Regions from separate parts of the Homo sapiens genome. Here all the other regions are linked to region 3. Evidence: chromatin loops called from intact Hi-C (ENCODE). Cell type or tissue: GM12878. All regions are shown on one strand.

The links. Peaks named below come from ENCODE experiments on the same cell type or tissue, not always from the same donor. Only the 100,000 strongest peaks of a DNase experiment are listed, where the experiment ranks them.
Region 1: it touches region 3 in a loop (2.3-fold over the local background); 15 of 110 quality-filtered maps call a loop at or near these places.
Region 2: it touches region 3 in a loop (4-fold over the local background); 4 of 110 quality-filtered maps call a loop at or near these places.

What each region holds. Positions count from the first base shown.
Region 1 is chr20:18,628,580-18,636,579 of GRCh38, reverse strand. All of the region lies in intron 4 of DTD1 (D-aminoacyl-tRNA deacylase 1), which reads right to left. Among named protein-coding and RNA genes, the nearest start is that of DTD1, 45 kb to the right of the region's middle. In GM12878, a CTCF peak has its summit at 4,185 (motif pointing left); a DNase peak (open chromatin) is centred at 4,159.
Region 2 is chr20:19,579,876-19,587,875 of GRCh38, reverse strand. SLC24A3 (solute carrier family 24 member 3) reads right to left here. Exons shown (of 17, transcript NM_020689.4): 4 at 7,802-7,876; 5 at 2,821-2,905; 6 at 2,332-2,435. Among named protein-coding and RNA genes, the nearest start is that of RIN2, 170 kb to the left of the region's middle. RefSeq lists an enhancer at 4,100-4,601. In GM12878, a CTCF peak has its summit at 3,883; a DNase peak (open chromatin) is centred at 3,905; H3K27me3 peaks cover 226 bases.
Region 3 is chr20:18,408,894-18,416,893 of GRCh38, reverse strand. DZANK1 (double zinc ribbon and ankyrin repeat domains 1) reads left to right here. Exons shown (of 21, transcript NM_001367614.1): 11 at 1,445-1,567; 12 at 2,382-2,546; 13 at 4,041-4,248. Among named protein-coding and RNA genes, the nearest start is that of LINC00851, 34 kb to the right of the region's middle. RefSeq lists a silencer at 3,343-3,392 and an enhancer at 4,263-4,312. In GM12878, a CTCF peak has its summit at 3,505 (motif pointing left); DNase peaks (open chromatin) are centred at 3,613 and 4,153; H3K4me3 peaks cover 848 bases; H3K27ac peaks cover 1,436 bases.

The DNA.
Region 1 (8,000 bases), 220 kb before region 3:
TCATCAGTCATTACAGACTACACCTATACTGCGGCAAGCTGGCAAACACCTCTGTGTAGATAAGGGTTTTATCTATGCCTGTAAAAAAAGTATAGCAAGTGCTGCATTTTTTAGAATTCTATCACTTCCAGATCTTTCATTCTCTCTCCATTACTAAAGCAAATGTTTCGGCAAGGTTTTCTGCAAAACACCACTGACTGGCAGAACATTTTTCTACAATTACCCGGGACTGTGAAGCTCCTGGTAAATCACTTAACAAGCTAAGAATTCCCAATTAAAATACTGAGTCTGTTTAACTAAATTATTGCTATGCACAATGTATAAATCCATGGAAGGAAAAACTCTACCTCTCTCCCTTCAGAATAAAAAGGATGCTGTTAATCTTTGGCAGGTCAAGTCAGCAAGGTAAGGAGTTCGTTTTTTTTTAACACACACACAAATGAGATTATAAGATTAAAATAACTAGGAATCTGCCCAAAACACATATACAGGAACAAACAAATAAAGCCCTTAAACCTTAAATGCACTACCCCATTAGTGTCCTGAGAGACTGGTTTAAAGCAAAACAGATATTTTGCTCTGGTTGGAGATTAGAAATGTCTTATGTGTCAATGGTAGAAAAGAAACAGATCCTAGTTTTTAATTTACCAGACATATTCCAGTAGAAGAGAAAAAAACTCTTTTCAATTTTTGCAATTTCCTTAACCTGTGCTATGGATTTAAGATGGTAAGGTGAAAGTCAATTGATTAATCAATTCATCAATGGGTCCCCAACAAAGAGACAGTCATGCCAGCCTTGTAAAGGCTTCTTTTTAAGCCCACTATGAGCTGACTTAGGACAACCATCTATTTGGAAACAAATTAAAGTGATAAAAGTGATCCCTTACAGCTCTCCACCAGGAAGAAAAACATCTACTAAGCTCCCACCCTTTCATACCAAATATTCATGCAATAGGCAGGCATTCCCCCAGGCACTGACAAGGACTCAGGATAAATTCTGACTGTGCAGAGCAGTGGGCTGGGCTGAGTGAGGTCAGGAGCTCCACCATCTCTACACCCAACTCACTCCCCAGAGGGCTGAGCTGATCTCATAATTCATGGAAAGCAGGTGCTCAGACAGAAAGGATCAGAAATCCAGGTGATTCCATGTGTGGTGAGAGGTCTGGCCAGGTGGCGCCCTAGCCCTGGTAGGAGGCCTTCCATGTGGCAGCCTACGTCCCAGAAGTCAGCGTCACTGACAAAGACTGCACAACAGCAACAACTCTGTAATGAGGACGCTTTGCTGAGTTCCCACTTCTGTTTTGGTGATACTTCAGCATAAACAAAGCTGGACCCTCAGTCAGCGTTTGTTCAATAAATTAATATGACAAAATGAACTAATATTTCTGGAGTAATTGACAAGATCTGGCTACCATCTTGGCAACCAGACTTTAAAACATACTCCTGCAGCAAGTCAACAACTCGAGCTTGGTTCAGGCCATGTGAACACTGAAGCTGAAACCAACCACAATTAGGGAGCTAGAATCTAGAATTCAAGCCTAAAAACAGAGTGAAAAGGAGTACATTTAAATAACTGTTCTTCCATGAAGAGATGCAAAGTTATTAGCAACAACATAATTCTTCCTTATATTCAGAGTACTTCTCATTTGATTTGTCCCCCAAACTGAAATATGCAGCAAGTGAGAGCTCCCCTCTGTGCACCTGTGATGGGGCCACCTGGTAGAAGCAAGCCACCTGTGTGCTCATGTGTCCTTCATTTCACCTCTGGATTCCACAGCAGGTAATCAAAAGGCTGCCCCTGTCACTGGAAGTATAAATAAATAAAACCAAATGTAATTCTTTTCCCCCACACCCCCTTACCCTACATATTTCTTTCAGATCCTACAAAAGCCATGAATGTCTCAATCTTGACATTCCAAGGTCCAGGCTCAGGGATTAATGCTTGCTGATAAGACAAGTATACAGAGAAAATTATGGACAGAGCAACGGTGATACTCAGAGGAGCGTAAAATTAATAGCTCCGTAAAATTGAAGGCACCGTGTTTCGCTAGCCAACTCATCCCAGTGATTTGTCAATAAACACGTCCGTTAACTCAAACATGTATACTTGAAAGTTCATTTTTTTAGCTCCTTCCAGCATTTCAATTTAATGAGGGCTTCGATGGCACTAAATAAATGAGAATGTAAATAATTAATGGCAACACTATGAACTAAGTGGGCCCTAGGCCCCAGGGAAGAGTCCTTCAATTACCAATGGCCCTTCTCACCAGGAAAAACCTCCATCTGCCCCCCAATCCATGTGAGGCTCAGGAAAACAAGCCCTACGCAGAGAAAGAGCACTTAAGATTAAAACAAGACAAGAATAAGCTTCTATCACAGAAATGGCAGGCTAGGGTGTTAAAATCTCCCAATATCTAGCCACCAATGGAAGAGCTCATGCACCAGCAATCATGCACTAGGTAATAATAAGCAGGATGTTCCTACCAGAATCGTGTTCTCCTGCAAAAAATGCACCAGGCAAAACAGCAGTCAGTTGGTTCTGCTGCTGCTTCCATGTCCTGTTCCCTTTGGAAATATGTCATTTGGAGCAAGAATGTAATGCTCTCCTTCCAACTTATCACTGCCAGGACATAGCATGAAACCCACGCAGCAGCCTATAATGTGATGGGTATGCTGCATGGAAAGCATGCAGATGCTGCAGCAGCCAGTTCTGCAAACAAGCAGCGGTCCAGTTAGAAAGGCAAACTGCTGGTTACCTTTACCAGCTCAGTCTTCACCAGCAGTAGCTGCATCACATAAGTAGAGCTCTGAGATTCTTGAAAATAAGAATCTACCCTTATTTGAAGTAGAAATTTGAAAACAATAATTGGGAATCCCTTCTACTTTCCATATCCTTAAAGGTCAGCTAAAACCTCCGGTCCCCTGGGAGGCCCACTCGGCTGAGAGGCAACAGCAGTGACAATGGCCTTCTCTGAACTCAGGACATTCATAGACACCACAGCCCACCAGCTGTGAGCACCACTGCTAAACAAACACCACCCCTCCCACCCACACACACCTCCCTGGACAGGGCAGTGAACAACACTCAGGGAGCTTGAGTTTTATGAGTGGTGTGGACCATGATAGCAGATGGTGTGAAGTCTGTGAAATACACCATCAGAGCAACAGGGCAGAGTAGAGTAGCCGAAGGGGCTTCCTGGGAACTGTGGGGGTCAGAGATTCTTGGAGAAGGAGGGGGAGACCCTGGAATTGAGACAAGAGCTCCGAGGTAGGAAAGAGCTTGACCCTCTTCTCAGCAAGGGAGAGGAGGCAACAGCAGATGCAGTAGGTGAAGCATAGGGATGGAGGGAAAGACAGCCACAGAGCAGGCAAGAAAGGGCCACGGACGCCTGGTCACTTAGGCCTTGGCAAATGACAGCAAGGAATGCAAGGCTTCAGCAAAATGCACTTGGAAGGCACTGAAGAGTTCTAAGGAGGAGCACAAACTGAATGGTCTTGTAACCTTTCCTAAGTTGTCTTATGCTGTCCACCTCTTTCACTGTCATTAACCTTTCAGGTTTATGTTGCCCAAAATCTATCCCCGGCTGCACAGGCTGGGCAGCAGCAGTTCCTTCTCTTCCTCACAGTGCCTAGCACACCATCAAATACCAAAACGACACTTGGTGCTTACATACATACACAAATGCATGCACACATACCCACATGCACATGCACATGGGCACACACATCACATATACACACACACATACACACACATACACATATGCACACATACCCATGCACACATATACATCCATATACACACACACATCATCCATTTGTTCAGATAGTTTAAAGAACTTATTTATATTTTAAAAGAACCTGCTAAAAGAATCATTTTTCTATAACGTTGAAATTTGCCAAAAGAACCATTTTTCTTTAATGTAATTGTAGCAGTTTTCATTACTGATTGGAATATAATGGAAAAATAAAACACTGAGAATTAAAAGCTTAATTGATAGAAACACGTGTTTATCTATCAGTAAAAAGAATTTGGCTGTGCTCCTCCTATCAACACAAAAGCAAGCAAATTAGCTATTTGCTCCAAGAGGAAACTCCTTCTAATTCAGAAGAAAAGGCAGAGAGAGGCCCCAGGCACAGGCCAGCACCAACCTAACACAGGCCGCTTCTGCGCCTACCCACCGCCACCTACTGGAGAGCTAGGGGCAGAGCGCAGTGCAATGTTCAGGGTCTGAGGCTTCTGGGGGCCAGGAAACTGGTCCATGTAAATGAAGTTGATGCAAGACAATTTGTGTATTTGAGGAGAAAACTCCTAAAGGATTCAGAAATAACTAAAAGTCTTTTTTAATCCTTATAAGTTAACATGGCTCGTTAGAAGTTTAAAAAATGCCTACTTGAGGATTTTTTGATTTGGGGAGAGGGATTTATTGTATAAGGTGTACAGCATGATGCTCTGATCTACATACACATAGTGAAGTGATTACTACAGTCAAGTAAATTACATGTCCAGCATCTCACACAGTTACCGTCCTTTATTCTGTGTGTGCTGAGAATTCCTAAATCTACTCCCAGTGCACAATATGATACTGCACTCCTTATGGTGTACATTAGATCTTGAGACTTACTCACCCAAAATAACTGCATCTTTGTACCCTTTGACCTAAACAAGAAGAGGGTACTGGTTGAAAGAAAGGTGAAGATTCTAAAGGCAAAATGTACTATTCTACCATTTCCAGAAAAATATTTAGAATGAAAAAAAGACTAAAATTTTTCTCCAAATAGAGTTAAAGCAGAATAATAACTAAAAACTATGGAATAATGATCAAATAAAACCAGAGGGAGTAGCCAGAGGCAAGACAAAAACCCAGAGAGAATGACGTCCTGGGAAACAAGGCTCCAGCCATTTCCAGGGGCAAAAGTGGGCAGCAGTGGCAAGAAAAGTGTTCTGAAAAATGGGCATGAAATAAAGCAATGTGAGGTCACTGGGGCCCTCGGTGAGAACCTTTACAGACCCAAGGACACTGTGGCAGAGCAGAAGGGAGGAAATGGAAGCATTTCTCAATTGGAGACATTTGGGCATATTTAAAACCCAATGGGATAAGATGGATGACTGTGAGAGGCAGACAGAACCAACAAGAGGACAGAGGCTTCCAGGAAGCTGCTGAGGAGGTGGAAGGGAAGGGCTCCAAAGCCCAGGTCAGTCTAGACCCACAGCCGAGCAGTCACACAGGCCCCATCTTCAGAGGGGCCCCACCTTTCGTTTTATGCTCTATGTCACCACCTTGAAATTTGTAATATTTTTTGAACAAGGGGCCCCACATTTTCATTTTACACTGGGCCTCTCAAATTATGTAGCTGGTCCTGGCCCCAGGGAGAGGCTGGACTCAGCCCAGGAAAGGGTAGCTCTGCTACCACGGTGGCAGAAGGGGGATAGAGAAGCAGAGTCAATGCCATCTGCTGGCTTCTTTCCCTGCAAAGCTGAGAGAGAGCTGTCTGCTGTGAATGAGCCAGAGGACAGACAAGGGGAAAGAGGTTAGCACTTCATCTAACATGGAGGTATCTGGTAGACTTCACCTGAACCAAGTAATAAGGCTGGTATCACAGGTAACAAGACAAATCAATACCACATACCTCCTGGTAGGATGCACTATGAAGGGCACAAGATCACTTCTGTGCTATTTCCTATTCCTGTCAACATGTATTACCTCAATATAATCATAGAAAACCCAAAGTGAGAAACATTCTACAAAACAGTAGACTAGTACTCTTGAAAAGTATCAATGTCACAAAAGACAAGGAAAGGCTGAGGAACTGTCACAGATTGGAGAAGACTAAGCAGAAATGACAACTAAATGCCGTGTGGAATCCTGCATTATCCCGGAGCAGAAAAAAGACATTTAAAAAACCTAGTGAACTTTGGCTGGGCGCGGTAGTTCACACCTGTAATCCCAGCACTTTGGGAGGCCGAGGCGGGTGGATCACCAGGGCAGGAGATCGAGACCATCCTGGCTAACATGGTAAAACCCCGTCTCTACTAAAAAAATACAAAAAAATTAGCCGGGCATGGTGGCACGTGCCTATAGTCCCAGCTACTTGGGAGGCTTAGGCCGAAGAATGGCATGAACCCGGGAGGTGGAGCTTGCAATGAACGGAGATCGCGCCACTGCACTCCAGCCTGGGAGACAGAGCGAGAATCCGTCTGAAAAACAAACAAACAAACAAAAAACCTAGTGAACTTCAAATAAGGTTTGTAATATAGTTAATATAATAGTACTATATCAACATTAATTTCAAAGTCTTGGTCATTGTACTATGGTTATGTAGACATTGAAACTAGAGGCAGTTGGGTTAAAAAGTATATGGAAACTCTGTTTTTTCAACTTTTCTGTAAGTCTCAAATTATTTCACAATAAAAAGCTTACATTTTCATGTGGACTTTTCATTTGTGATTTTTTTAATGTCATTAGTCATTCCAAGACCCTCAGTTACTACCACTGAAGTCTAGCCTACTACATCAGACATGTTCCTCAATACAAAAAGAGTCAGAAACTGCTATGGTTTGGATTTGTGTCCCCACCCAAATCTCATGTTGAATTGGAATCCCCAGCATTGGAGGAGGGGCCTGGTGGGAGGTGACTGGATCATGGGGGTAGACTTCCCCCTTGCTGTTCTCGTGACAGTGAGTTCTCATGAGATCTGGTTGTTTAAAAATGTGTAGTACATCCCCCTGCTTTCTCTTATTTCTGCTCTGGCCATGTGAAGATGTGCCTGCTTCCCCTTCACCTTCCACCATGATTGTAAGTTTCCTGAGGCCTCTGCAGCCATCCTTCCTGCACAGCCTGCAGAACTGTGAGCCAATTAAACCTCTTTTTTTTAATAAATTACCCTGTCTCAGGTATTTCTTTATAGCAGTATGAGAATAAACTAATACAGAAACAAAAAAGAAAGATTATGTTCCACTTTAAAAATCTGGCTTTGGCCAGGCATGGTGACTCTTGCCTGTAATCTCAGCACTTTGGGAGGCTGAGGCCCTAGGTGGATCAGTTGAGCCCAGGAGTTCAAGACCACCCTGGGCAACATGGTAAAACTCCCTCTCTACACAAATTCAAAAATTAGCCCAGCATGGTAGCGTATGCCTGTAGTCCCAGCTACTTAGGAGGCTGAGGTAGGAGGATCACTTGAGCCTGGGAGGTCGAGGCTGGAGTGAGCCATGATCGCACCACTGCACTCCAGCCTGGGTGACAGAGCAAGACCCTGTCTCAAAAAAAAAAAAAAAAAAAAAAGGCCGAGCACAGTGGGATTACACCTGTAATCCCAGCACTTTGGGAGGCCGTGGCAGGCAGATCACCTGAGGTCAGGAGTTTGAGACCAGCCTGACCAACATGGAGAAACCCCGTCTCTACTAAAAATACAAAATTAGCAGGGTATGGTGGTGGGCGCCTGTAATCCCAGCTATTCGAGAGGCTGAGGCAGGAGAATTGCTTGAACCCAGGAGGCGGAGGTTGCGGTGAGCCAAGATGGCGCCATTGTGCTCCAGCCTGGGCAACAAGAGCGAGACTCCATCTCAAAAAAAAAAAAAAAAAAAAAAAAATCAGGCTTTGAACAGGTTGCCCAGCTTCACGTTTCTATCACGCTGTCCCCTTACTGCCGCATCACTGGCCATCACAGCATGCTAGCAAGGGAGGGAGACTGGGAAGGAAGAATGGAAATGTTTGCTCAGTCCTTCTTCCTCTGCCTGCCAGGCCCTACGTGTCTCTATCCAGTGAGTGTGTTAATTAAGCCTTTACAAGTATGCTAAGCATCTATGAGACCACGCGGGTTCCAAGGACTATTACACATTTCCTTTCTCTATTTTAATTAACTTTTATTTCATGAGAGCTTACAAATTGGCAGCAAATCCAGGTCAGACACTGCTTTAGAAAAATGGAGATTTACAGCAAACCTTGGGGGGCACATCTATCCACACCTGGGACCAAACCCAATTCAGGTAACCATTCGGA
Region 2 (8,000 bases), 1.2 Mb before region 3:
TCTAACTGAGACTGACTTACCATGTAGAGCAGGTCTATTAATGCTGAACATGCTACAATTCATCTTGATGGCAACACTAGGAAGTAGGTGTGCTTGTACCCACTCTATAGATGAGAAAAATGAGGCTTTGAGAACATAAGTAACTTCTCCAGGGTTCCACAGCCAGAAAATGGCAGAATCAGGATTTAAACCCAGACCCGTCTGATTCCCCAGCCCATGTTCTTCCCAAAACATAATTTTGCTTCCTCTGCAAAGACTTGAAGGATCCTACAAAACCCTGAGCTGGATGGCCTTGAAAATCTCCAGTTTGGCACATGACAGGAAAGTCAGAAGGAAAGGTTGGCATCCAGAGTCATCGCGTGGACTGTGGACTGCTTCTCCCAACAGTCATGGTTGTTACTTCTGTCCATGGCTACAGGGTTGTGAGGTGAGCCAGCAAAGACCTTCTGGGGTGAGTCAAGGGACAGACACCAGCATTTTTTGGAGTTCAGGGAGCCCTTTGCCTTTGATGCAGGTGTTCCAACCAAGCTGGGATGAACCGCGTTACTAATGAGTGATGAGCCACACATGCATCCAAGCCATTTCATAAGTAATTAGTTGTGTGGCACTGACTAGATGCTCCCCAGTCATTTGTTTCATTTCTCTACATTATCTCTCTTCCTTTGGGCTTGCTTGTGAATCAAGCTTCAGGTACAAATGATGAATGAACTAATGACAACACTAATAACAGCCAGACTAATAACCATACTGCTGATGGTGACAATGCCAATTAGGAGAGTGCTAACAGCGACAGACTCTTCTGCTGGGTGCAACTGTTCATCTGTGGAAGGCCACAAGCAGGTGTCCAAGGCAAAGGAGAGCCAGGGAAGTGCAAATAGCACCAAAGGCAAAGGCAGAGACTCATTTTTTAAAAAAATACTAACTACATTTATGGGAGATTTAAAAAGCACATATTGTGGGTACACAAAATCTAAGACATGAGCTCATTGACTGAGAGGATGAGAAGAGGGAAATCATTCAGTCTAAGGAGCTGAGCAGAGCTCAGTCACCATGTACTGGGAGCCCCTTTTCCAGATAGAAGGGACCCATCCACCTGTGGGCCCTGGAGCTGAATCCCGATGAGATCCAGGTGTCCCTCTGCGTGTCACCTGAAGGCAACTGACACACCAGGCAATCCAGACAAATCAATAGGCACGAAGATGACGGAAGTAAAAATGGGCAGTGGAGAATGCAATGGTGGACCCGGGGTATCCTGCATGGAGACCCTCGAGTCTACATCAGTGGAACGGGCAGCATGGGGTGCCCCTTGCCGCTGCTGTGGGGTGAGGGCCCTGGCAAAGGGTAGGGGGAAGGCTGCCCCGGGGCTTTCCTTAGCCCCCTGACCCAATCAGCCACTTCTAGGAGAACAGTGCACTGTTCATATCAAGGCTGCTGATCAAGTGGTTAGGATCAGCAGGTTCCTTGATATTGTAAGTGGAGTAGCCTCCATGAGCTTTTAGAAGTGCCTTTTACTAGAAGATACACAAAGTTGTGGGTATTTGGGCAGAGATCTCAGGGTTGTGTTGTTTCTGAATAAAATCCCTATGAAGAAATTTAGGATATCAGAGTTGGCAAAACAGTTGCAAACCCTGCAAACAAACCTCCAGGTGCTGCTGCAGTGTAGGCTTGTCGCCCAGAGCCTCCCACGCAGTGGCTTCTGAGCACCTTCCCCAGACTTTCCAAAACAGACGCCAGTATTCATAAAGAACTCAGATAGCAGGACACCACCTGGAAGTGGCATCAACTCCATAGGTAAACTGCAGGCTTGCTAAGCCCTTCATAACCCCAAAGGCACGTTATAATAGAGAAATGAAATGCTCTACCACAGTCAAAAAAGGTTAGGCTGTGTCCTAAACCGTGATGACTGCATGTTTTGTTTAGCAGATTCTCATGTATTCTCATTGTGTTTAGCAGATTCTCATGTATTCTATTTCCAATGAGCAAAAATCATACCTAAAATTGTTTTAGGCCATTCTAGTTCAGATCAGTAACATACCAAAATGAATGTGGAACCCTTCAGATTGTAACCCACATCTTTCAGTCTGGTTAATTATTTATGTGGACCTGAGCATTCTATATTCCATCAACATGGAGACCAAGTAATGGTGGATTACCAGTTTCCACTTCTAGCTGGGCCAGCCTCCTGGGATGTGAGGTCCCAAATCACTGCTGCCCAAACCACTGGGCCCTAATGCAAGTTGTGTTCCAGCAAGACAGTCTCCTGCCTAAACTCCATGCCTCCCCTTTCCCCAATGTCACATTTTGCCATCACAAAGAAGCCGCCAGTCTTACCTGCCCAGCAAAGAGCCCACAGACACCAATGATGCACAGGATGTTGAATACCGCTGAGCCCACGATGGTGCCAACTCCCACATCGCCTTTGGTGATGAAGACCCCTGAAACACAGATCCCACATCAGCCTGGCTGTTGTGGCCCTGTTGCATTCCAAGGTGGGCATGGGGAACCTTTCATAAGCATTAGATTGTTCTCAGAATCTACAGGAAACAGCTGAGGGGTGGAGAGAGCTTTCTAATCTACAGAGGGATGATAGCTGCACAGGAGTGTGATGGGCTTGGGGTCTGGGACAAGTTCATGCACAGTAAAAGCATCACTTAAATAAAACAACAACGGCAGATGGGAGGCTGATGTTCTACTCATTGGGGTCCCTGGATTATCATTTTCTATGAGTGGCAGACAATCTCGGTCTGGGGGCCATCCATTCCCAGAGCCCTTTTCCTTCAGACAGTGAAGGTCTGAGATGTCCCTCAGTCTGTCACCTACCTATGACCGATGTGAACAGCTCTGGGGCCGAACTTCCCGCTGCCATGAATGTGGCCCCAGCCACATCTTCACTGAGGTGCAGGCGCTACAGAGGAGCAAAGACAAAGCACAGGTGAGTTGGGATTCCATCTCGGAAGAGAGGTGACTGTGACACCCGAGAGTCCAAGCCCTGAGAAGCAAAGACTGGGGCTTCAGCGAGAGTAGGACCGATGGGACCTGGGGCTGGTACTTAGTCCCTCTCAGCCTCCTTCTCCTTCTCACAGAGCGCAGCCACTGCTGCCGATCCCCTGCTGAGTCAGAGCTCCTCTCAATGTCCTCCTTAAGGGACAGGTTTGGGGAGGGAACTACATGTCCTTATGAGCTAAAGGCTCTTGGGAAGATCTAGGGGTCTTCAACCCAATTCCCGCAGGGGCTGTGCAGATGACAGTCAGGAGTGGAGTGGGCCCATGGGAGGCCACAGCAGGCGGTAGGTCTGAGGCTATGGTGGGGGCATTCACCTCTTTCTATGGGCAGCATTGCCCAGTTCCCTCAGTGTGGCCAGATATTCTGATTTTTAAGAGATGCCAATAATCCAACCTTTTATGCAAAACTTCCTGATTTTTGTGATACTATGCTGATCTCAGGCTAAATGACGCTCATGGTAACCAGTTTGTGAGTCTTTAGGAGGTTATGGAGGCATGTTGGGGTGTGGATGTGGGGATCACCCTCCTGAAACCCACTCCCCTTCCTTGAGGCATTCTGGAAACCCCGGGATCAGAGAGTGGGAGTGGGGGCTTAAGGCTGAAAAGAAGGTAATGAGGCATCAGCCCTGCCAAGACGGGGTTTATACAATGAGCTCTCCAGGTTACTCTGTTTGTTAAACCAAAAGGTGATTTACAAGAAGACAAGGCAATTATACATTAGAGGCTGGTAACCAGATTTTGCATTTCTGCATTCAGTCATGACCCAGAAAGTATGCTGCTGGCTGCCAGTGAATAGCCAGTTCCCTCCTGGCAGTCAAGCTTGAGTGACATCCTTCTCTTCCCAGTGGCACCTACAGCTGCACTTCCTTGCTCAGCCAGAGAGGGGCGGTGTGGCCCTGATGTAGGTCACTGGCCTCCATTGAGTGACCCACAATAGTCTGCAGGAGAAGCCCTAACTGAGGATTTTGATCTAGGATCCTGGGTCGCTTCGCTGTCGGCTGGACAGCGAAGCTTCACATGGGATGCCGAGCAGATCCTAAGATGGAGGCGCAGATAGCGCAAAGTTGCAAGGTGTGGCTGTGAGGGGTGCCCAAGCACTCCTGTCCCATGGAGCTAAGAGTCTGTGAGTGAGGTAGCCTGACACAGCTCGCAGCTCCCTGTATGGTTTGCCGAGACCTGCCAGGAGGCGGGAGCCATGTGTTGCTGTGGTTCTGTCCTGCTGGGGTATTAGTTGTGGCATCCAAACCTTGGGTTCATGTCCGTTTCCCCTCTCTCCTTCATCCAGCCAGTTTGTTTCTTCCTCTGTATCTTCTTATACCCCTCCATCATCCCCAGTTCACTTCAGCCCTGGCAATATCTCACAGGACTCTAGTCTTCTTGACTCTGGACTCCTATCTACCATGACAGAGCCCTGAAAAGCCCTCCCCAGCTCCCTCCAGAGCTTGGAATAATTCCTAACGCCCAGCCTGGCTTGCAGGGCTCCCTGTATGCTGGTGCAAAACCCCATCTTGGTTTTGCGGCTCACACATTCTCTCACCAAATACCCTTCCTCAAAATACTTGGCCACTGACACCTTCCCTCTAAGGGCTGTTCTAATCCTGCCCCTTGCACAAGCCCTTTCCTGATCTCCTCCCAACTCTGTCCCTCGCAGCGTCAATCTCTCCTTCCCCCACTCTCTCTCTGCACTTCTGCACTTGCCAATTCCCCGCCACTTCCTCCAGCCCCCTGTGGATATTACCCTGGAGCTGCTCTGCAGCTAGGAGCCCTGGGATGGGATGGGACATGCTGTGTGTGATCTAGTTTCCTCCCAGCCCCTGGCATAGAGCTTGGTCCAGGCAGAGCCCAGCTTAGTGCTGACGTCAGAGGGGTGAGTAGTGTTCCAGACCTATTGTCACATCCTCCGCTGCTCAAATGTCCCACTGCTGTCCTGGAAGCCTCCACATGGGTCCCAAAGCCTCCCACCCTCCCCATCCGACTTCACCTTTCCTAGACAAGCCTCTGCTCGGCCAGGCCTGCCACCTCATGGTCCTTGGGGATGCCAGGCCCTTCCACTCGCTGCGCTTTGGTTCATGTTCACTCTTCTTCCTGAAATGCCTCTCTCCCTTCCCGCCTCAGTGCAGCTGAGGCTGTCTACTGTGGCTTATAGGATTTCTCTAAACTCTGGAGACCCTCTCTGCACGTTCTGCAATGGTATCTCTGGACTGTTCAAAATCTAGGGGCTGTCATTTCACACAAGGAGAAAGTAAGGTCCAGACAGGGGAAGGGGCTGGCATGGAGCAGGTGCTTTGTAAGCACCAGGGCCTGCCTGACCCCAGTTTCGGATCCTGGATCATTGCCTTTATCTCCTTCTCTTTCTCCCATTTTCTTTTCTTTGCCTTTTCCTGAACCCCACATTTTTCTGCTTTTAACTTTAAAGTATTTGAGACTGAGCGAGAATCTGCCCTGACCTCCAAGCAATGATTCGTTGCACAGTGTGGATTTCTCTCCCCACTCATCTTTCACAAAAGCTGGAAACGACAACCTTCTGTGTTTTTCTGCCCCACTCCCAGTTTTAGTCTACGAGTAACCATGAAACACAGAGTATCGAATCATTAAAAGGTGATTAAGGAAAGCACAGGCAGTAAACAGAATCCAGGGCCGAGAGGCCCTCCAGGCCACTGCTGGTGGACCCACGTCATGATCCTCTCATCTTGTGAGAAAGTGTAACTCCAGGGAGAACTGATTCCACGTCTCTTAGAAGATGTAAACATGTCAGGATCTCTAAATATATGTGAGCTCTGACCTCAGCCCACCCATCATTCACAGACATAATGTTTCCCCAGCAATTAAGGTTGTTTAAGGTCCATGGAGCCAACATTGTCTTTCCAGGAGACAGGCACGGGGCACCCACTCTTGTTATATGAATCTTGCTTATAAGACCAGATTTGGGGTGGGAGCAGGGAGAGCCCAGGAAAATGTGGTTGCTCTTCTGTGCCCACTCCTCCAGTATCGCTGTGGGTCTGGGCAGTGCAGCCAGTTCTAACACCACCATGACCTGGTCCAGGCTCGTCTCTGGATGGAGTAGAGAAAAGCCTGAAGACTTGGAAATCAGGCTGACTTGGGCTCAAATAGTGACTCTATCCCTTGACCCAGGGCAAGTTGCTCAGCTTCTCTAAGCTCTGGTTTCCTTGTTTGTAAAGAGGGGATAATATCAGTCACCTGGCAGAATTCTTGAGATGATTAAAGACAGGTAGACATAGTCACACCACACTGTTTAGCGACTGAACCATATCAGGGACCTAGTAAAATAACACCTCACCCTCCTTAAACATTTTCTTTCCTTTTCCTCTCCTTATAACTTTTTTGTTAAAAGACTCACACCTGCCCTCTTTTCCTGCCATTTTCTGGCTCTTTGATTGCCTCTCCCTACAAGGGCATGGGTATTCACAGGTTCTGTGTCCTCAACTGAGTAGAACACATGCTGACAACTGTACTGACATTTCCAGAATATAATTTTGATATTCACACCAAAAAAATTGCATGGGAAAGAGAGAGAGTTGTTTTGCTCTGCATGAATAATAAAACACCCAATAGTGGTATTTCAGAGATCACAGAGGACTCCAGTTACAGGTGAGGAACACCTCCTCCCCTTCGACATAAGGTGACCCCACTCTCAGGTGGAATTCCTCAGACAAAGGGCTTCCACACCTGCCCACTGTGCATTTCAGATGCCACCTCAATTACTCTGTGCTACTGTGGAAGAGAACACCTCCTGTGGCTCTCTAAATATTGTTATTGTGGGACACTTTTTATTTATTTAAGTATCCAACACTAACTTCCAGGATGTAGAAGACACTGCTTAGGGTATGTGGTTCTCTAAGTCTGTGGTTCCTGGACTAGGCAGCAGCCTCAGCATCACCTGAAAAACGTATTAGAAATGCAAATTCTACCCCCTCCCACTCTCCCAAGACCTACTGGATCAGGTACTCAGGGGAGAGAGAAGGAAAGGGAAGACACAACCAGTTTTGAGAACTACTGGCATAAAGAAACCGAGTTCTCGACAGATGTGTCTGGGGGAGATGCCTTCTGGAAACAGGGATTCTGAATTAAAATATAAACCGATAAATATAAATAAATAAATAAAATGGAAAGCTTTCAGATAAAGGAAGCTACATTTCCAAACAGACAGAGATGAAAGAGGCAAGAGAATGAAAGAGTTCTAGATCTGCTGAATATTTTTTGATGAAAGGGGTTTAACTTGCTGTTCAGCCTGGCATGCACTATGATGATTTCTAACAGGGACACTTTCCTGATCTCCGTGGCCAATTCTTTCATCTCAGTGCTTCCGCTTGGAGCATTTCTGTACATATACAGAGAGAGGAAGCATGGCAGAGGTATGCGGTTGGAGGTTTTTAATCCTGCGAGGATGCCATGGATATCAAAGGAGAGTTATGGAGGCAGAAGGAAACACAGGAGAGAGAGGTGGAGGAAGTAACAGAAAGGAAGAGTGAGTTTAAAAGGAAAAGAAAATGGGGAAGGAAAACACAAATAGTACCATTAGTTAGGTCTAAATGGAGTTGGGGAGGTTGGTCCTGTGGGTTTTCGTCTGATTATTGATCAGAGTCATGAAATGCTCAGTAGACCGATGACACTTTTGTGCTAATATTGCCCATTGCTCTCAAACATGGTGATGCCTGGTGTTCCCGCTGCAGCTGCCCTGCGAGGGCTCCCCAGGACTTTGGTGAGGAGGCTGGAACAGTACAGGGCACAGGTCCAGTCCCCAGTCTGGCTCACACATACCAAGAATGTGAGGCACGTACCTCACAGATCTTTTCCAAGGAAGGGACGAAGAAGTCATCACACACAATGGCCAGCGCATAGAACATGTATATGGCCTGGAAGAGAGGAGATAAAAGGGGTTAAAGTTAGAGTGAGGCAGAGCCAGGAAGATGAACGTCCAGCCACCTTCTGCTTTGATAATGTCTTCTGTCATCATGAATTCAACACCTTAAATACCAA
Region 3 (8,000 bases):
TCAGCAACCTTTATGCCAAAATCCTGTTTTAAGAATAGGATAATTGAAATGTAAGTTCTGAAGCAAAAGTTTGCAGAGAATTTCTCTTTGATTTACCTGAAGGAGTTTCCCTCTAATTGCACAGAAATGAAGGCAAGCGCACACAAAGAGGCCCTCTGTTCTCGGGTGTCTATGAATGCTGGGGGCTGATGTGGCCTCTCTTGAGTAGGTTTCTATTCTAGATAACAGAGCGGTCCCTGAAGCAAAACGGGATAGAGCTGGGCAGATAGAGTGAACTAAAATGTGTGTCTTTAGGGAAAAGTGCCCTTAGCAAATGTTTTCCCTGGTGTGCGTGTTCTTAGTATTGTGCCTGGCATATGTGGTAATACACATTCAGTTACCAATTGAATCAGTCATTCATTGACTCAGTAAAACCTTTTGAATGACTCCCATGTGCCAAGGTACCAGGACTGTCCTAGTGCGGGGAATAAAAGTGAAATTATAGTCCTTTCTCCTGAAGAAATCAGGGTCTAGTGGAAAGGAAGGTGGGACCGGAAGGAAGCTGGCCGGTGGAGCTTGGCCCTGTGCTAAGCATTCCTATCCACTTAACTGTGGGTAATCGTCTGAAACTCCCTACAGACCTGGGAGTAAGCTATTGTATTGAAGGGGCTGTATGGAGTCAGGGAGAGAAGCCAGGCTTTAGAGTCAGATGGCTCTAATCGTGCATCTCACCCTCTCTGTGTCCCCAAGCTCTCCCTCTGTAAGATGGGGACAATGACAGCACCCACCTCCCAGGTCTACAGTGGGACTGACGTGAGGGTGCAGGGCAGTGTGGGAATGGAGCCTGCACATGGTGGGTGGTCAGGTAGCAGCCACTGTGCTGTCACTCCCATTTGGGAAGTGAGCAAGTCTCCTACCAGGCAATAGTGAGGAAGCAACAGATTCAAATATAGGTTTACCTAACATAGTCCCAGGAATTCTCACAAAACAATTCTGCCTCTGTCCCCAATATAAAATAATTGTTCTCATGTGTCAAGAATGGGAAATGAAGTCACATTTTTCTATGGAAACCAAAACTCCAAAGGATAGAAGATAAGCCTCAATCATGACCGCTCAGGTAGCTTAGCTCTCTTCTTCCTTCATTAATATTGTTCTGTTAAATCAACAGTAGGGCTTGCTATCCCTGATATTAAAGATATTGAAAAATATTAAGATGTGCAAGGTACCAGTTTCATTGACTTTCTGTTATCTCCATGAAGGAATGTGAGCTCTATGTACTAATTTATTAATTGGTGAAACTCATCATAGCTGTACTCCTTTGGGAAAAAAACAAAACAAAACAAAACAAAAAAAACACTATTTCCGGGGCTCATCTTGTCTGGGAATTTTTTATCTTTTTTGAATTGGGAGGGGGATTAGAGAATATAGTACTGATCCTGCCTTTAAATGCCATTTCATTCACCAGTCGATGTGCAGTGGGGATAAAGCCCCTCCTCCGCCCACTCAGAAAGGGGGGACCATTTCCTGCTACAGATGTGGTCGCTGGAATCTCTGGGAGGCGTCCTTCTGCGGCTGGTGTGGAGCCATGGTGGGTATTTTAAAACTGAGATTCTGTATACTGAGCACCTCACCACTGGCCTGGAGAGAGCCAGGCACTTCTTCCATGGCCTTGCAGAAATCACTTCTTGTGATTTCGCTACTGGTACCTATAACCTAAGAATCTGGAGATAGAGATAATTAATTATCTTACACTGAGAGCCATCTCTGATGACTGTTTTGACTTGCATTTCTTTGAGGTTAAACCTTTTCACTCGTTTATTGACTACTGGCATTTTTTAAAATGAATTATGTCTGCCTGCCTTTATAATAAAACACTCAAGACTATGTATTTATTTAAGTATCGCATGCAAATAACAAAAAAGTTTTAGAGTGAAGGGTTAGTCTCCTCTCTCTCTAAGTCCCACAGTTCTCCTCTCAGAAGCAATTGCTCAGATCCAGTTCTTGAGATGTTCTTTCAGCTATTCAATGCATGTATAAGTAAACTGGTGCTATGAACACTGACCCAATTATTTTCACCTAGCAAGGTGTCTTGTTAGTAACCTCCTCATTCTTTTCAGTGACTTCATAATCCATTGTTTGTATGTATGTACTGTGTTATATTTAGACCATCCCTATTGCTGGACATGTGTGTTGTTTTCAGTGATTTCTTTTAAAACCACAGTGTTTTAGGGGTTGACCTGGAGTACACTTCTTTCTGTACTTGTCCATCTGTAGGATAAATTCTGGAAGGTAGAATGGCTGGGTCAGAGAGTCTGGGCATATGTTAATTTGTATGGTATGAGAATAATTTACATGAGGAAATTATAACTCTAATATTCATCAAGATATTTTCTATCCTCTAGCTCGGCATTCCTGCTGGCTGTTCTGTTTGCCCTAAATGTGGGGCCAGCAATCACCTGTCTGCCCGATTCTGTGGCTCCTGTGGTATTTGTGTGAAGTCCCTAGTGAAACTTAGCTTGGACAGAAGCCTGGCTCTAGCTGCTGAGGAACCTCGCCCTTTTTCTGAGGTGAGGCCTCCCCTGTAGTAAGAACTGGTACCCAGGAAGAGGCTGTAACTCTGAATGTGTGTGCTCCACCCTGTGAATCAACCCGGGGAAGAGACCCAAAACTTTTAGAACTTTCACATGGAATTTCAACTAGGTGTGTAAATAAATGCAGTCAATTTAGATTTTAATTGCATTTGCAAGGCCGTAGACATAATGCCACTTTAGTGGCTTTAAAATACATGAGACAGAATGCACTTCTCTTGAATTTCTTATGTAGCATTCTGAGAACTTTTCCTTCCCCTTTTTTATATTTTAGAAAGCTTAGGGTATATAAGATTGCTTTTGTAATTTATAACAGCTGGGCATAGTTTGAGGACAAATCTCACCAGGTTATTTTCAGAAGTACTTAAGCTCTAACAACTGGCTTTGTGTTAGATTTTTATAATTTTATACATTTCTCTAAGCTGGATAAAGACTTTCCATGTTTCTTCTTATCTCTTTATTATAAGAAGTTAAAGATTGATCATTATTAGAGGATACACTCAGCACTTTGTATGCAGTTTTAGGGAGTTCATGACCTTTTTTTTTTGAGACAGAGTCTCGCTGTGTTGCTCAGGCTGGAGTGCAATGGTGCAATTTTGGCTCACTGCAACCTCTGCCTCCCAGGTTCAAGCAATTCTTCTGCCTCAGTCTCCTGAGTAGCTAGGATTACAGGCCCGTGCCACCATGCCCGGCTAATTTTTGTATTTTTAGTAGAGATGGGGTTTCACCATGTTGGTCGGGCTGATCTCGAACTCCTTACCTCGTGATCCACCCACCGTGGCCTCCCAAAGTGCTGAGATTACAGGCATGAGCCACCATGCCCAGCCGTTCATGGCTTTCTTAACCCAGTTTGAAAGATTTAAATCCTAAACTGCCACTAGCCCTTATTCCTTTGTGCAAATGAAACAAAGGTGTTCTTTTCTCAAGACACTTGACTGCCATCTATTGGAAATTGCTTGTAATATACTGGTTTCTCTACTAGAAAAATTACCCTAATACATATGCAAATATATGATGTTCACCATATGAATGGTACTACTTTGAATGCAGTGACGTTGTGCAACGCACAACCTTTCATGGTAGTCCTCTCAGGTCCCCAGGTTTAGATGCAGGAAAGTATGTTAGAGAAAATGTTGGTGACCAGTGGCTGAGTGTGGATTAGTAGTGAAGTCTATGCTCTATTGGATTACAGAGCTGAAAAGGATAGATATCTTCCAGGCATCAAGCAGGCCGGCAAACACCCCTTGATTTGCTGACTTTTAGATAATAAATGGCTAATCCTGGATCAGGCTGGAAGTTGCTGAGAAAGACAGGAGCAAGGAAGATGAGGCAAAGGCTGGAAAACCCTATTAGTTCCAAGTACACTTTTCTTGAGATACTTTTTATTCTGATTAGAGTTGTTTTCTATAAGTAAAATGCAAGATTGATTAAATTATATTCTAATTTTAAAAATGTCTTCTGCCTCACGCATGGCCCCGATGTGCCTGGCAGTCCCTGAATATTCCTTTGCCCAGATCTGATGTTGGGACTAAGAGGGACATAGGAACACAGACTGTTGGCCTCTTCTACCCATCTGGCAAGCTGCTAGCAAAAAAGGAACAGGAACTAGCCTCTCAAAAGCAGAGGCAGGAGAAAATGAGTGACCATAAACCCCTCCTGACAGCCATCAGCCCAGGAAGAGGTAAGGGGGAGGATGCCCTTTCTTCTGGTCGGGAGGGAATTCACTCTTTCTGTGAAAGAACATTTCATTTTCTCTTCCTTTTAGATTTATTTGTATGTGTAAGAAGTAAGTTTCTTTCTTTTCCTCTTTTTCAAGTAATTTTCTTTGTATTGGAAAAAGAAGCTCTTCCTGTAAGCTCCTTCTTAAACTTTCAGTATTCTGATGTTTTAGCTCATAGCCCTGTAGTCTAGTTCCTCAGTCACATGGCGCATGTGGGTTTCTTTTGTCGTGACGGCATGTTGTTAGTGCACAGTGCTATTGCTATCTGCCATTATCCCTTTTTTTAATTGTAAAATTTAAATAACATAAAATTCACCATTTTGACTATTTTTAAGTCTATAATTTGGGCCAGTTGTGGTGACTCATGCCTGCAATCCCAGCACTTTGGGAGGCCAAGGCTGGAGGATCTCTTGAGTCTAGTCTGGCCAACAAAGTGAGACCCTGTCTCTACAATTTTTTTTTTAAAGCAGTCATTTGTGGTGGTGCATGCCTGTGGTCCCAGCTACATGCTTCAAATTTCATTTTGAAATTTAATCTCTATTGTGGTGGTATTAAGTGGCGGGACGTTTTGGAAATTGATCATGAGGATGGAGCCCTCATGAATAGATCAGTGCCTTATGAAAGGGCTGGAGGGAATGAGTTAAGGCCCCTTTTTGTCCTTTGGCCCTCCCTCCATGTGAGGACACAACGTTGCCCTCCTTTGGAGGATGCAGCAACGAGGCACCATTTTGGAAGCAGAGAGACCAGGCCCTCCCCAGACACCTAACCTGCAGGGACCTTTATTTTGGACTTCTAGCTTCCAGAATGTGAGAAATAAATTCCTGTTCTTTATAAATTACCCAGTCTCAAGTATTTTGTTTATAGCAGCACAAATGGACTAAGACAGTTTGCTAGTATTTTCTTGAAGACTTTTGTGTCTATATTTATAAGAGATATTAGTCTGCAGTTTTCTTCTTTCCTTCTACTGTCTGTCTGATTTTGGTATCAGGATAATGGTAGCCTTATAGAAACACTTCTTTTTTTTTGAAGTGGTTATGAAGAATTGGTATTAACTATTATTTAAATTTTGGTAAATTACCTGTGAAGCTATCTGGATCTGATGTTTGTCTAGTGGGCAATTCTGATTACTCTTTACTTTTTATAGGTCTGTTCAGATTTTCTATTTCTTGTTGAATCAGTTTTGGTAGTTTGTGTTTTTCCAGATATTTATCTATTTCATCTGATTAATTTATTAGCATACAGTTGTTTGTGATACTCTTTTATAATCTTTTTTATTTCAATAAAGTTGGTGATAACATCTCCTATTTCATTTCTAATTCTAGTAACTTGAGATGTCACTTTTTTTGGTCAATCTTACTAAAGGTTTATCAATTTCATTGATCTTTTCCAAGAACCAACTTTTGGTTTTATTGATTTTCTATTATTTTTATATTCTGTATTTCACTAAATTCCACTCTCATCATGATTTCCTTCTTTCTTCTTACTTTAAGTTGACTTTGCTCTTCTTTTCCTCGTTTAAGGTCAAAGATTAGGGTGATGATTTTGAGATCTTTCTTCAGAATGTGAACATTTGCTGCTATAAATTTCTGTTTGAGCTTTGCTTTCACTGCGTCCCATAAGTTTGGTGTACCTTCATTTTCTTTCTTTCTTTCTTTTGAGATAGGATCTCACTTTGTCACCCAGGCTGGAGTGCGGTGGCACAATCATGGCACACTGCAGCCTTGACCTCCTGGGTTCAAGTGATCCTCTTCCCTCAATCTACTGAGTAGCTGGGAGCACAGGCACAAGCCACCACACCTGGATAATTTTTAAACGTTTTTGTAGAGATGGGGTGACACTGTGTTGCCAGTGTTGCCGGTCTCAAACTCTAGGTGTCAAGGAAGCCTCCCACCTTAGCCTTCCAGAGTGCTAGGATTACAGGCATAAGCCCCTGTGTCCAGCACCATGAATCAGGGTTTTTTGTCCATTCTGACAATCCCTGTTTGTTTGTTTTTTAAATTGGATTGTTTCATCCATCTACATTTAATGTTATTATTGATAAAGTTGGACTTATCATTTTGCTTTTTGTTTTCCAAATGTTTCTAAATGCCTTTTTTGTTCCTCTGTTGCTCCTTTACTGCTTTCTTTTGCATTGCATATTTTCCAGTGTAACATTTTGATTTATTTAATGACTTTTTCACTACATACTTTGAGTTATTTCCTTAGTGGTTACTATAGGGTTTTCCTCATACATCTTAACAGACTATACTTCAAGTTTATACTAAATTAATTCCAATGAAATATATAAATTCTACCCCTATAATTCAATTCCCTCTTCCCAACTTTTGTGGCATTATTTTCTAATATAACATTATGTTTATGTTTACATATATGTTATAAACTCTCAAAACACTGTTACAATTATTAGTTATAACATGATGTCTTTTAAAAAAAGAACTATTATTTATGGCTTTTGTTATATTAGCCTTCTTTTCCCCCATTTATAGTTCTCTTAATTTATTCCTTTGGATTATTTCCTAAGCCCAATGAAGCTTTGCTCTTACTCACCTCCCTTTTTTTTTTTTTTTTTTTTTTGAGACGGAGTCTCGCTCTGCCACCCAGGCTGGAGTGCGGTGGCGTGATCCCGACTCACTGCAACCTCCGCCTCCTGGGTTCAAGCGATTCTCCTGCCTCAGCCTCCCAGATAATTTTTTGTGTTTTTAGTAGAGACAGGGTTTCACTGTGTTAGCCAGAATAGTCTCGATCGCCTGACCTCGTGATCCACCCGCCTTGGCCTCCCGAAGTGCTAGGATTACAGGCGTGAGCCACCACGCCTGGCCTCACCCACCTTCTTTGTGTTGTTATTGGTCAATATATCTTATTTCTATATGTTATAGGCCAAACTGTATAATTATATTCATATTCATATTGTTTTACATACTCTCTTTTTGAATCTGTTGAGAAGAAGGGAAAAGAAATATGCATTTATAATGTCTTTTATAATTACATAATTACCTTTACTGGTGGTGATGGTGGTGGTGGTGGTGTGTGTGTGTGTGTGTGTGTGTGTGTGTGTATTCATATTACTCTCTAGGGTCATGTGCTTTCAGCCTAAAGAACTTCATAAGTATTCTTATAAGGTAGATTTGCTAGCAATGAATTCTCTGTTTTTGTTAAACTCTACTAGCTATAAGATTCTTGCTTTACAGTTGTTTTCTTTGAACACTTTGAATACGTTGATCTACTGTCTTCTGGCCTCCGTTATTTCTGATGAGAGTTCTGCTGTTAATATACTGGGGATCCCTTGAACCTTAGGAATCACCTCTCTCTTGCTTCTTTCAAGATTCTCTTCTTGTCATATTCTTTCAACAGTTTGATAATGTGTCTCGCTGTGGATCTCTTTGGGTTTATCCTACTTGAAACTTGTTGAGCTTCTTTTTAAAAAATTTTTAAATTTTTTATTTAAAAAATTTTTGTGGGTACATAGTAGGTGTATATATTTATGGGGTACGTGAGATATTTTGGTAGAGCCATGCAATGCATAATAGTAACACTGATTGCATAAACAAACAAACTTGCAAAATGGAAACTAATAAAAACTCTAGATTTAATCCCCCCTGCTTTTTAACTTTTTGTTTTTTCTCTTTAGTGTTATTGTACTGTCTTAAAAAGTTGTAGTTATTATTTTTGATTGGTTCATAATTTAGTCTTTTTATTTAAGTCAAGAGAAGTTC